2 separate regions of the Homo sapiens genome follow, and region 1 is linked to region 2. A link is an interaction called in ENCODE POLR2A ChIA-PET data of the cell type or tissue named here. Cell type or tissue: HepG2. All regions are shown on one strand. Links, peaks and the distances in the headings refer to the core of each region. The heading gives the core; the rest is flanking DNA. Region 1 has its middle 22 kb from the start of UNC93A. Region 2 has its middle 12 kb from the start of HPAT5.

The links. ChIA-PET counts read pairs that join two places held together with the same protein. Peaks named below come from ENCODE experiments on the same cell type or tissue, not always from the same donor. Only the 100,000 strongest peaks of a DNase experiment are listed, where the experiment ranks them.
Region 1: POLR2A ChIA-PET joins it to region 2 with 6 read pairs; 2 of 35 experiments call an interaction of 5 or more read pairs at or near these places.

The regions. Positions count from the first base shown.
Region 1 is chr6:167,266,829-167,272,200 of GRCh38, reverse strand. It overlaps a transcript of UNC93A not described here. Among named protein-coding and RNA genes, the nearest start is that of UNC93A, 22 kb to the left of the region's middle. RefSeq lists an enhancer at 3,352-4,551. In HepG2, for the core only: no CTCF peak of the experiment used is centred there; DNase peaks (open chromatin) are centred at 3,240 and 4,787; H3K4me3 peaks cover 704 bases.
Region 2 is chr6:167,213,333-167,218,704 of GRCh38, reverse strand. No RefSeq gene overlaps it. Among named protein-coding and RNA genes, the nearest start is that of HPAT5, 12 kb to the left of the region's middle. RefSeq lists a silencer at 1,970-2,264. In HepG2, for the core only: no CTCF peak of the experiment used is centred there; DNase peaks (open chromatin) are centred at 2,074, 2,724 and 3,084.

The sequences.
Region 1 (5,372 bases), core at 221-5,220, 53 kb before region 2:
TAAGTAAAGAGCAGCAGAGTCAGCCACCCCCAAAGACACCACTTTGGCATAAGGATCATTTTGAGCTGAAGACAATTTTTAAGATGTAGATATAAGTGAAGCTCTCTCTCCTGCCCCTCTTTGCCTAAAAGCAGGACATAATTTAGTGAAGGTGTCCCCACTCCTGTCTCTACCAGGAAGGACAGAAGCCAATCACTGGGGCAAGTCTAGGCCTTATCAGCCTGGAGACAGCACTGGAGGAATCTACTCAGCAAACTTGACTACTAGGAACTAGCCCTTATCCTCCATTCATTTCCCATGTGTTTAGCTGGCTGCAGTTTGCTGCCCTAGAAGCCCAAAGGTCTTTTCCTTTGTCTTGTCACTCCTCTAAAATTTGTCATTATTTTGTTTAGAAGCTCTATCAGCCCAAGTTCTAATAAACCCTTGGAGTGACTCATGGCTGAGTGCTCCCATGTGTGTGCATGATGAGCATGTTAATAACCTTGTTTGTTTCTATTTTGTCAACCTGTCTTTTGCCATTCTAATTTATAGGACCTCAGCCAGAGAACCTAGGATGGGTAGAAGGAAAAGGAAACTTTTCCTCCCATATGTGTGTCCCACTTATGATAGATAAGTGGGGGCTGACGAGCCTGTAAACCAAAAATACAACTGCCCTGAGAGGCCACGCCACCTCCTTGAATCAGAAGTTTACAGACAGAAGGCAGGAAACAGAGGCAGCCACGGAGCCCATCCCACATCTCACCTGTGCTGTTTCCTGAATGGCCCTTTCATTAATCCTGGAGATGATGGCACGGAAGGGCAGGCAGAGGGCTGCAGCCTGGCTCCTTTCCTTCAGTCCTCCTGATGAGGTTCTCGCTCTTTCTTAACTCTGGCCCTCAGCAGAAGCACCTGGAGACCTTGCTAAACTCTGCACAGCTGAGCCCCGCCCAGAATTGCAATTCCCTCCCTTGCTGCCTAATGACTCCCAGGTGCTTTCCTTCAGGCCTCCTGTTGAGGTTCTCTGTCTTAAGCTCTGTCTTAACTCTGGCCCTCAGCAGAAGCACCTGGAGACCTTGCTAAAATCTGCACAGCTGAGCCCCGCCCAGAATCGCAATTCCCTCCCTTGCTGCCTAATGACTCCCAGGTGCCGCGACGCTGCCAGCCAGGGGAACACACTGCGGGAACCCATGCCTGGCACAATCCTTCCCATCCAGGCCTCCGCCCACGTGGCAGCCCATCCCTGCAACACCTGTATCTTCCTGGACAACTGAATTCAAATGCCCCTTTGTGTTAGTTTCTTGAGGTCGCCACAACAGGAACTTCTTGTCCCCCAGCCTGGAGGCCGGGAGTCTGCACCCACGGTGTCAGCCGGGCCAGGCTCCCTCTGCAGACTCCACAGCGGGAGGGCGCCAATGCCTTGCTCTTAGCTCTGGTGTTCGGGGAAACCCTCGTTTGTAGACGCGTCACCCCAACCTCTGCCTTCGTCCTCAAGTGGTCACCTTCTCCCCGTGCTCCCCTCTCCTCCCATGAGGACATTGGTCACATGGAACTCGAGGCTCACCCTGCTCTAGTTGACCCCAGCTCAACTTGATCAGTTCTGCAAGTGAGGGCTCGTTCACAGGCACCAGGTTAGGGCTTCAACATACCTTTCCGGGGGATGCAACTCAACCCACAACCCTTTCTCCTCCGAAGGTCTGTCCATGTCCCCCACACCGGAAGGCTCCCCTTTCCCCTAACCCCCCATGTCCTTCGTGATGGGGCCCTGCTCCCTCATCCCACTGAAAGCTCCCTGACAACAGCACTCATCTTGTTCACCTCTGGGCACCCCACAGCCCTCCGCATTGCACCCTCTGCTCATAGTTAAGGCCAGTTTGTTAAGAGATGGCATCGGTGATTATGACGCCTGGCTGACTTGTGACAAGTTCTGTCTTAAGAACTTAACACAGAGCTTCACAACAGCCATTAACAGGTATGTGCCATCATTATCCCTGTCTTAGACATGAAAAAAGAGAGATGCAAAATGATTAGGTGACTTTGAGAGCCCATGGTCAATAGATGCCACAGCCAGACATGAACACAGATGGATGGGTCCTCCAGAGTGTGCCAGATATAAACGCGGTGGGGTGGGGACTCCGGACCATGTGAACGCCCCCCCCCCACCCCCACCCCCACCCCGTGCAGCCTCTGGGCAGTCCTTTGTTCTGACTTCTCAGCTTTCTACCAGGGCCAGCTGCAGAATTTAGGGGCCCAGGACAAAACACAAATGCAGGACCCCCTGTACAAAAAGCAGGAAAAAGTGCCATTATTGGCCGGGCCCAGTGGCTCACGCCTGTAATCCCAGCACTTTGGGAGACCGAGGCAGGTGGATCACGAGGTCAGGAGATAGAGACCATCCTGGCCAACACGGTGAAACCCTGTCTCTACTAAAAACACACACACACACAAAAAAAAGCCAGGCGTGGTGGTGGGCGCCTGTAGTCCCAGCTACTGGGAAGGCTGAGGCAGGAGAATGGTGTGAACCCAGGAGGCGGAGCTGGCAGTGAGCCGAGATTGTGCCACTGCACTCTAGCCTGGGCGACAGAGCAAGACTCTGTCTCAAAAATAAATAAATAAATAAAAATTTTTTAAAAAGTGCCATTATGGTAGTAAAATATAAAGCTTTTTCCTTCCCTCTGCAGTCTCTTTCCCTTCTTTTCATTGGGTTCCTTTATTTGCCACATTGTCATTCTAAGAAGGAAAATTAAAAATTATTAGTCAACTTATTTTGTGCAATGCCAATTTCAAATGCAAATATAGGACCATTTATCTCATTTGCAAAATCACCAAAATTTCTCAATTTGCAGTTCGTAGCTTGTACATGTTTTCTTCTTATCAGAACAGTGAGGCACTACACAAAACTCCCTCAACTGTATCCACTACAGCTCCTGATCCAAGACTGGGTCTCTGGGCGTCGCTCACCGTGGTTCCCTCAGCACAGAGCCATGATGTTCTGGCCAGCACGGGCGCCTCACTCGCCCATGCAAGCCCTGCACAGCCTGCCTGTTCCGCCGGTCTCCAGCCACGCTCATCTCGCTGGGTTTTCCCAGCCTGCTCACCTCTCAGCCTCGCTACGGCTGCCCACACATTCCTCTCTCAGTCACACATTGGGGCCCCTCCAGCTGCTTCGTCCTGGTCCCAGTGGGCCACCAGGTAAAAGTGTCACACTTGTAAATGTTCAATTGATGCAAATTCACATTTAAAGTTTGTTTACTCTGTCCCTGCACAAAAGCTTTATTTTAAAGTTACACGATTAGACAGAAGTGGACCTTTGTCCTGGCTGAGGCCCTCCCATGGGTACCCACCCCCTGAATGGCTGATGCAAGACGGCAACAGTGTTGACTGAAACCAGGCAGTTTCAGGCCACAGCCAACTGGGGACACAGCAATGAGTGATGAACGGTCGGGGTCCTCTATGCCGCGCCATGAAACCTGAACTAACCAGACAAGTTTATCCAGAGCTGGACACGACCCTTTGGGGGCCATGCAGCTTTATTATTATTATTACCATTATTATTATTATTATTACTATTTTGTAGAAATAGGTCCTCACTATGCTGCCTAGGCCAGTCTCCAACTCCTGAGCTAAAGTGAGCCTCACTCCTTGGCCTCCCAAAGTGCTGGATTGACAGGCAGGAACCACTGTGCCCAGCCCCCACACACATTTTTTAGTCATCACTGTTGGGGTTTGGTCCTGGGTGTGTTGCTGGGCCTGACGGGAAGTTCCTCAACAGGTTCCTGATGTGAAACCCCGTGTTTCTCCCCTGAAAGGGGGCATCCAGTTTCTGTGTTGCTCTAATCTCTGAGACAGACCTCTGCGTTTCTTCCCTTCTGCTATCACCTTGTTGAAGAGGGTCCTGCTCTGAGGGCTGCCAGAGGTGCCTGGGCCTGCGGAGATGCTTTTTCTTGGAAGCAAAGGCTGTGTGCAGCCATTCTGGCCACCGTCCCTGGTAGGAGTCCTCCCCATGCTTCTGGGAGCCGGGGCCACTGCTTGCCTCTGACTGAACACGCACTGGCAGAGGCCTAGAATGATGAGCTCTTACAGTGTGACTGCAGTCCGGGTCCAGCCAGGGAAAAGCTTCATCCTAATTATGACTGTGGGACTCAGGCATGTCTGTTGTTAGGTGGAGGCTTGATCGACAGGCTCAGCCGCCCTGGTGTTCTGACTCTTGTTCCACTCACTGCACAAAATGAAGCTGGCGGAATATTGCTACAAAAGAATGATCGTGGCAGGAGGCGGGGTAGAGCAATGTCAGGTCACGGTGCGTCTTGCACCGAAATATTAAGGCAGTTGTAATGATCTTTGTCTCACAGAAATGAACAGAGTGATGAAGGAGGCTCAGAGAAAGGCAGCTGAGAAGAGCAACAAGGTAGAAAGGCTGACTTAAAGTAGAGAAATAAAAATTCATCCAGCACCTCCCAAGGTCGGACATTGGTCAAGACACGCCCAAATAGTTCAGGTCATTTAACTTTGCTCAAATTCCTCAAGGCAGTTATCACGACTCCTCCTGCTTTAGAGGTGAGAATGCCAAGGCTCCTGAGGGCTGAGTAAGGAGCCCTGGTTTGTTTGAGTGCAGGTAACACAACAGGTGTTAAAGCCCAATCTTCAGGGTCTTAATCCAACAGAAGTTAACTTTCGCTTAACTTCCCATCCTGTCCGCATAAAAGGGCTTCAAGTCCTCAGAAGGTTCTGGATTCAGCCTGCATGGAACAAAGGGCCCCTCTGCTCATTTCCATTGCTGAGCCTGACAGGAGAGGCTGGGATCGGAGTTCACCTTGAACCTAGGGTGGAAGGGAAGTGCATTTTGTGAACACATAGCACCCAGGCCAGGCACCCAAAGCCACACAGCTGCAACAGCAGCCTACAGTCCGACGCGGGTCAGGCAACGGAGTCCAAGCTCACGTGTTCTCTGACTTGAGTTTTCTGAACCTCAGAGTCCTCTCCTATAGAATGGAGAAAACGTCTCCTTCACAGGATTGCTGCGAGGATGAGCAGAGAAAATGCCTGCAGAGGACATTCCTGGATGCTTAGTTATGGACAGGGCACCAGGAGAAAGGGTGATGCTGGAGTCTCTCTTTAGTTCTTAGGGATCATCAACAAAGAGGGTGTCTCCTGAATCAAAGATCACAGCAGAGTGTGTCCGAGAGGCCGCCTCTCACCTCCCTCCCTGGCCTCGCACACGCAGTCGGGACTGGACTTCTGATGGCAATTCAGTGACGCACAATCGAAAACCAGCAGCGCGGAACAGGAGATGGGAGCAAACTAAGCTACCGTTTCACTAACTTCACAGAGGAGCCTGACACAGAAAAATGTATACATTGTTTGCCTTAAAGTGAACAATAGGGAATAGCTATCGT
Region 2 (5,372 bases), core at 156-5,155:
CTTACATGAGTACATTCCTTAAAAAAGCAAACCATTGAGTAGACTTCCCTTATATTAATCTTTGACTTTTTAGCCGGAAGTTTGGTGATTTACAAGGTGATTCTACAGCATGAAGAACACATGGCGCCTGTGGTGAACTCAGCCGTAGCAAAACGGTGCCATCTAGTGGCTGGTGAAGTCTCGGTTTTCCGGAACACGCGTGCTCTGAGCTTTGTATCACCCAGGGCATCTGTCATTTTAACGTCCAATGAGTGACCTGCAGATTCGAGCAGATCTACAGAACCACTTCTTTTCTCAAGCTGATAGAGCCCAGATGTTAATTTTAAGGACTGAAGTGGCTATTGACACCTTTTAAATCCTTTACACGTACCCCTCTTTGGCCTTTGGCAGGTCAGCCCTGGGCCGGGCCATGGCTCCAGTGCACACACAGAGCTCATAATGCCAAAACCAGCTCTGAGAGCCAAGCCAGCTCTGGGTTTCTAGAGGTTGCACTCTCTTCCCTCAGGCAACTCCACGTCTGCAGGAATGTGTAGGCTGCGGGAAGGCAGCCTCAGGGGTCGGGTAAGATAAGAGTGTCCCTTTGCTTATGATGAGACCACTGGGGGACCTGCCCTGTGGTCTCATCCTAAGACCTGCCCTGGTCACAGGAACACTGGGGGATGCTGGGAACTATCTCCTCTAAGAGTAGCATTTTATTCTGCTACAGAGAAAAGGCAGAGAGTGAAATATACTGGTCATTTTTTAAAAATCCCTTTGAACATAGATTAAAAGGAGGAACTGGGAGGAAGGGGGAGAAAAAGCAGACGTAACTGAAGCCATGGTTTCAGAAATTCAATCCCAGTAGAAGTGCTGGAGGGACAGGGAGGGTGTGGCTGGGAAGGATGGAAACAGACCAGGTTTATTTGTGCACAAAGGGAAGCTCCTTAGAAGGCACAGGCTGGTGAAGGGGAGGGGAAGAGCAGCCTCTGGAAACAGCCCCCAGAGCCAGAGAGCGAGTCCTAGAGGATGGGGCTGGTGAGTTGAAGCAACCAAGGGAGAAAGACCAGCAGACAGTGCAATAAAACATCAGGAAGGTCCTCTAATATCAAAATACAGGTCATCCGTGGGAACTAATGAGAGGCCAGAACTGAAGTAAACTAAAGTGTTGCCAAAAAATAAAAATAAGGTCCAAGTTGATTGATCGATAACACGGTTAGTATGAAGAAGTCCACGTTATGCTAATTTCTTTACGTATTATTCCAATTTGTATTGTCTCTGAAAGTCAAAATATCATCTTAGTCAATTAACATTTATTGAGGATAACATTTATTGGTGAAGTTGAACCATATATGTATCTTGAAGTTAACATTTTTGCCATATATCAGGTGCTGGTGCCAGGCTCTGCTGAGCTCTGAGGTGCTTTGTGCTGGCTGGCCATGTTTTCCACAAGGAGATGCATGAAAGGGTTTTGGAGGAAGGTCATTAGGGAGAGAAGGAAGCTGGGGCAGTGTGTGTGGCCGCTTGCCGGAGGGTGTGCGTACTGGGTGGTGTTGAAAATGACACAGATGAGGACTTAGGGTAGGAACCCTGAATTTCCCAAAAACCCCATCTAAGGCCCCGAGGGGTGTCAGAGGCCCAAAGAGGCAAGACTGCGTGTCTAAGAGATGCTGATGAGGTGAGATGAAGTGTCCTCTCGGAGGTGAGCATGGCTCACATGAGACCCTCTTCCCTTCAGGAGAGACTTCACCATTCTGCCTTTATCTGGCAAACACTCGGGGCTTAGAAAATGGAAAAAGCAAACCCACAAACGAACTACAGGCCAATGTTTCTGAGATGACAGACCTGGCTGCTGTCCCTGCACTGAGGATAAAGAGCACACGTGACCTCATAGATCGTGGACTGAACACTCCAGGCACTTCCTTTCTTGTCTTCCTGGTGGGTTGCGTATCCACAGGACAGCTGAAAATCACCTTTGAACAAACCCACACTGTTGGATTTAAGGAGCCGTGTTTCACAGTCCTTTCTGCTGCCCCAGTAATGCAGGTGGACCTAGTGAAGCTCTTCACCAAAATGTGTGTGTACTTGGCCCAGCGCCACACTCTGGCTCGTCGGGATCAAGGCCTGGAGGCTGGAAGGGGTAGACTGGACCCGAGGCCAGGCCGGGGCATTGCTTAACAGAACAAATACTGATTTAATGGAGGGGAGACAAACAGCAACTCACTTTGGTGTTCTTGGCAGTGCAGAATTATAACCTAGTGGCATGTCACGTCGCTGCTGGACTCTTAGCTACGTTACCAATAAGCATCAAACAGCATTTGTTTAAACTGTCCCCTGGATGTGTGGCAGAGCCGGTGTTTCACTGAGCTCCCCAAATGCACATCCCATTACCAGAAGTGCACCATGACTTATCTGAACTTACATGAATTTTAAAATGTATTTACACATTAAATGAAAAGGAGAACACTGGGACAAATATCCCCACAATATTCCATACGATAACTCTCCAAATGCTCCCAATGAATGTGATCATTCATATTTGGTTTTTGTTCTTCGTGAGCTATGTAAATAGTGGACTCAACTCTCCTTTTCCTTATATGGACACATGATACTCTCAGGGAAAGCCTTGTTGAATTGTGCAAACAAAGTTACCTAAGGTCAAACAAAGAGTATCAACGTCCAAGTCCGGTGAATGACTGGAATAAAGACTCCCTTTAATAAGGGATGCTAATTTAAATTGAAACTATTTCTGTCTTTCTGTACAGGAAAAAGTAATTTTTTTCAAAAATAAATCAAATTAGCTTGGCATGATGGCTCACGCCTGTAATCCCAGCACTTTGTGGGGCCAAGGTGGCGGATCACTTGAGCTCAGGAGTTCGAGGCCAGCCAGGCCAACATGGTGAAACCCCATCTCTCCTAAAAATATAAAAATTAGCCAGGCGTGGTGGCACATGCCTGTAGTCCCACTACTCAAGAGGCTGAGGCTGGAGGATCACTTGAACCCGGGAGGCAGAGGTTGCAGTGAGCTGAGATCACGTCATTGCACTGCAGCCTGGGCGACAGAGCAAGACTGTCTCAAAAAAAAAATGTTGGGGAAAATATTTTCACATACTTGAGAAGCTCCTGGGGACTTTGTACTCGCAATCGTCATGCGTGAGTGGCATTTTAGTACTGCGTTCCTGCACTCCTGGCAGGCTGGCTCTCCATGCAGCACAGCACACACACAAGGTCTCTGTTCTCTATTTTTTGAAAAAGCTGGAAATTTTATGTAGCTTTGGCTACATCTCAAGAGCAGCTCTCTTCATTTTTGTTTTTCTAAATAGCAAGTTAGATTTCTAATTTTATTCTCCCCAAATGTGTGCTTTCTTTTAAGAAAATATGTGGGATGTAATCCCAGCACTTTGAGAGGCCGAGGCAGGTGGATCTCCTGAGGTCAGGAGTTCAAGACCAGCCTGGCCAACATGGCGAAACCCCATCTCTACTAAAAATACAAAAAATTAGCCAAGTGTGGTGGCAGGCACCTGTAATCTGAGCTACTCCAGAAGCCGAGGAACAAGAATTGCTTGAACCCGGGAGGCAGAGGTTGCAATGAGCCAAGATCGTGCCACTACACTCCAGCCTGGGCGAGAGAGCAAGAATTTGTCTCACCAAAAAAAAAAAAAAAAAAAAAAAAAGAAAAAGAAAAAGTGTAGGCCAGGCACGGTGGCTCACGCCTGTAATCCCAGCACTTTGGGAGGCCAAGGCAGGCATATCACCTGAGGTCGGGAGTTTAAGACCAGCCTGACCAACATGGAGAAACTCCGTCTCTACTAAAAATACAAAATTAGCCATATGTGGTGGCGCATGCCTGTAATCCCAGCTACTCAGGAGGCTGAGGCAGGAGAGTCACTTGAACCCCAGAAGCAGAGGTTGCAGTGAGCTGAGATCGCGCCATTGCACTCCAGCCTGGGCAACAAGAGTGAAACTCCATCTCAAAAAAAAGAAAAAGAAAAAGAAAAAGAAAATATGTGGGACACGTACTTTCCTAATTAACGACACTGAATAAAACCCAGTGCACTTTGTCCTCACCTTTCAGTCATCACTGCTCAATTTAAAGACTGATCATTACAGTCTCCCACATAGAAGCAGGTCAGAGGACTTCACCATTCAAGCCCCTCCTTCCTGGGGCAGAATTGAGGAAGCCCGGGCCCGGGTCACTGTCCCACTGGGCTCCAGCCATCCCCCGGCCTCTCAAGGGGAGATCTGTGCCAGGCACTCCTCTCTGCTTATTCCCTCGGACAGCTAACGAAAGATGGGTGCAGTTGCCATGGCAACCCTTCCCCGCCAATGCGCTGCCGTGAAGATACAGAATGTCTAGTCTAAAAATACTCTTTTGCCCTGACTTCTCTTCAATGCCCCATTCACTTAACTGTCTTCTTTGACCAAACAACATCGTTGGGCTTCTCATCCACATCCCAGTGTTTGAGGACGGGAGCAGCATCCTGGTCTCTTTAACCCTGGGCCACCTGGGAAGAGGAGGCAGACAGGCCAGGCTGAGAGCAATGCTTTGTCTTTTTAAATACAGCTTTTATTTTGAAATAGTTTTAGATTTACAAAAAAGTTGCAAATGTAGTACAGAGAGTCCCCTTGAAAGGTACCAACCTATAGATCCAACGCATTTACCCCGTAGGCCCTGTGCCAGCTTCCCCAAATGCTGAGCATCTCACAGAGCCACGGCACATTCGAACAGCTAGGAAGTAACGCTGCCATGTGACAGTTAGTCGGGGGACAGCCTTTATTTGGGTTCCTCCAGGCTTCCCACGAGGTTCTTTTTTCTGTGCCAGGATCCTGTCCTGGATTCCCTGTTGGACTCAGTCATCGGATCTTCTGGCTGCTCTGTGACAGCTTTTCATTTTCCTTGTTTTTCATGACCTGGACTCTTTTGAAGAGCACCGTAGTCTGTAGACTGTTCCTTAATTTTGGTTTGTTTGCTGTTTTCTCATGATTAGGCTGGGGCTGTGGGTTTGCGGAGGACAGCTCCCTGGTGAGGCGCTTTCTTGTCCCGTCATATGGGGGATACAGGACAGGGACAGGCCTCCTCACCAGCGATGTTAACCTTGATCCCGTTGGCTCCGTGGTGCCGGCCACATCTCTCCACTGCAAACCCACTGCCTTCCCTTTCCACACGCGGTTCTGCGGGAGCGAGTGCCCAGGGAGCCAGCAGTCAAGAAGACAGCAGCTAATCTCCACCCTGAGGAATGTCTATGTGTACTCTGTAATTCTTCCATAAAAAACGCCTGTCCCTTCTCCCCGATGTATTTATTACTCAATCATTGATCTGCGTCAGCATGGGCTCATATATTTACTCTACACTTTGGGTCACCATCCATCGCCACATTATTTCTTCTGTGGCTGCT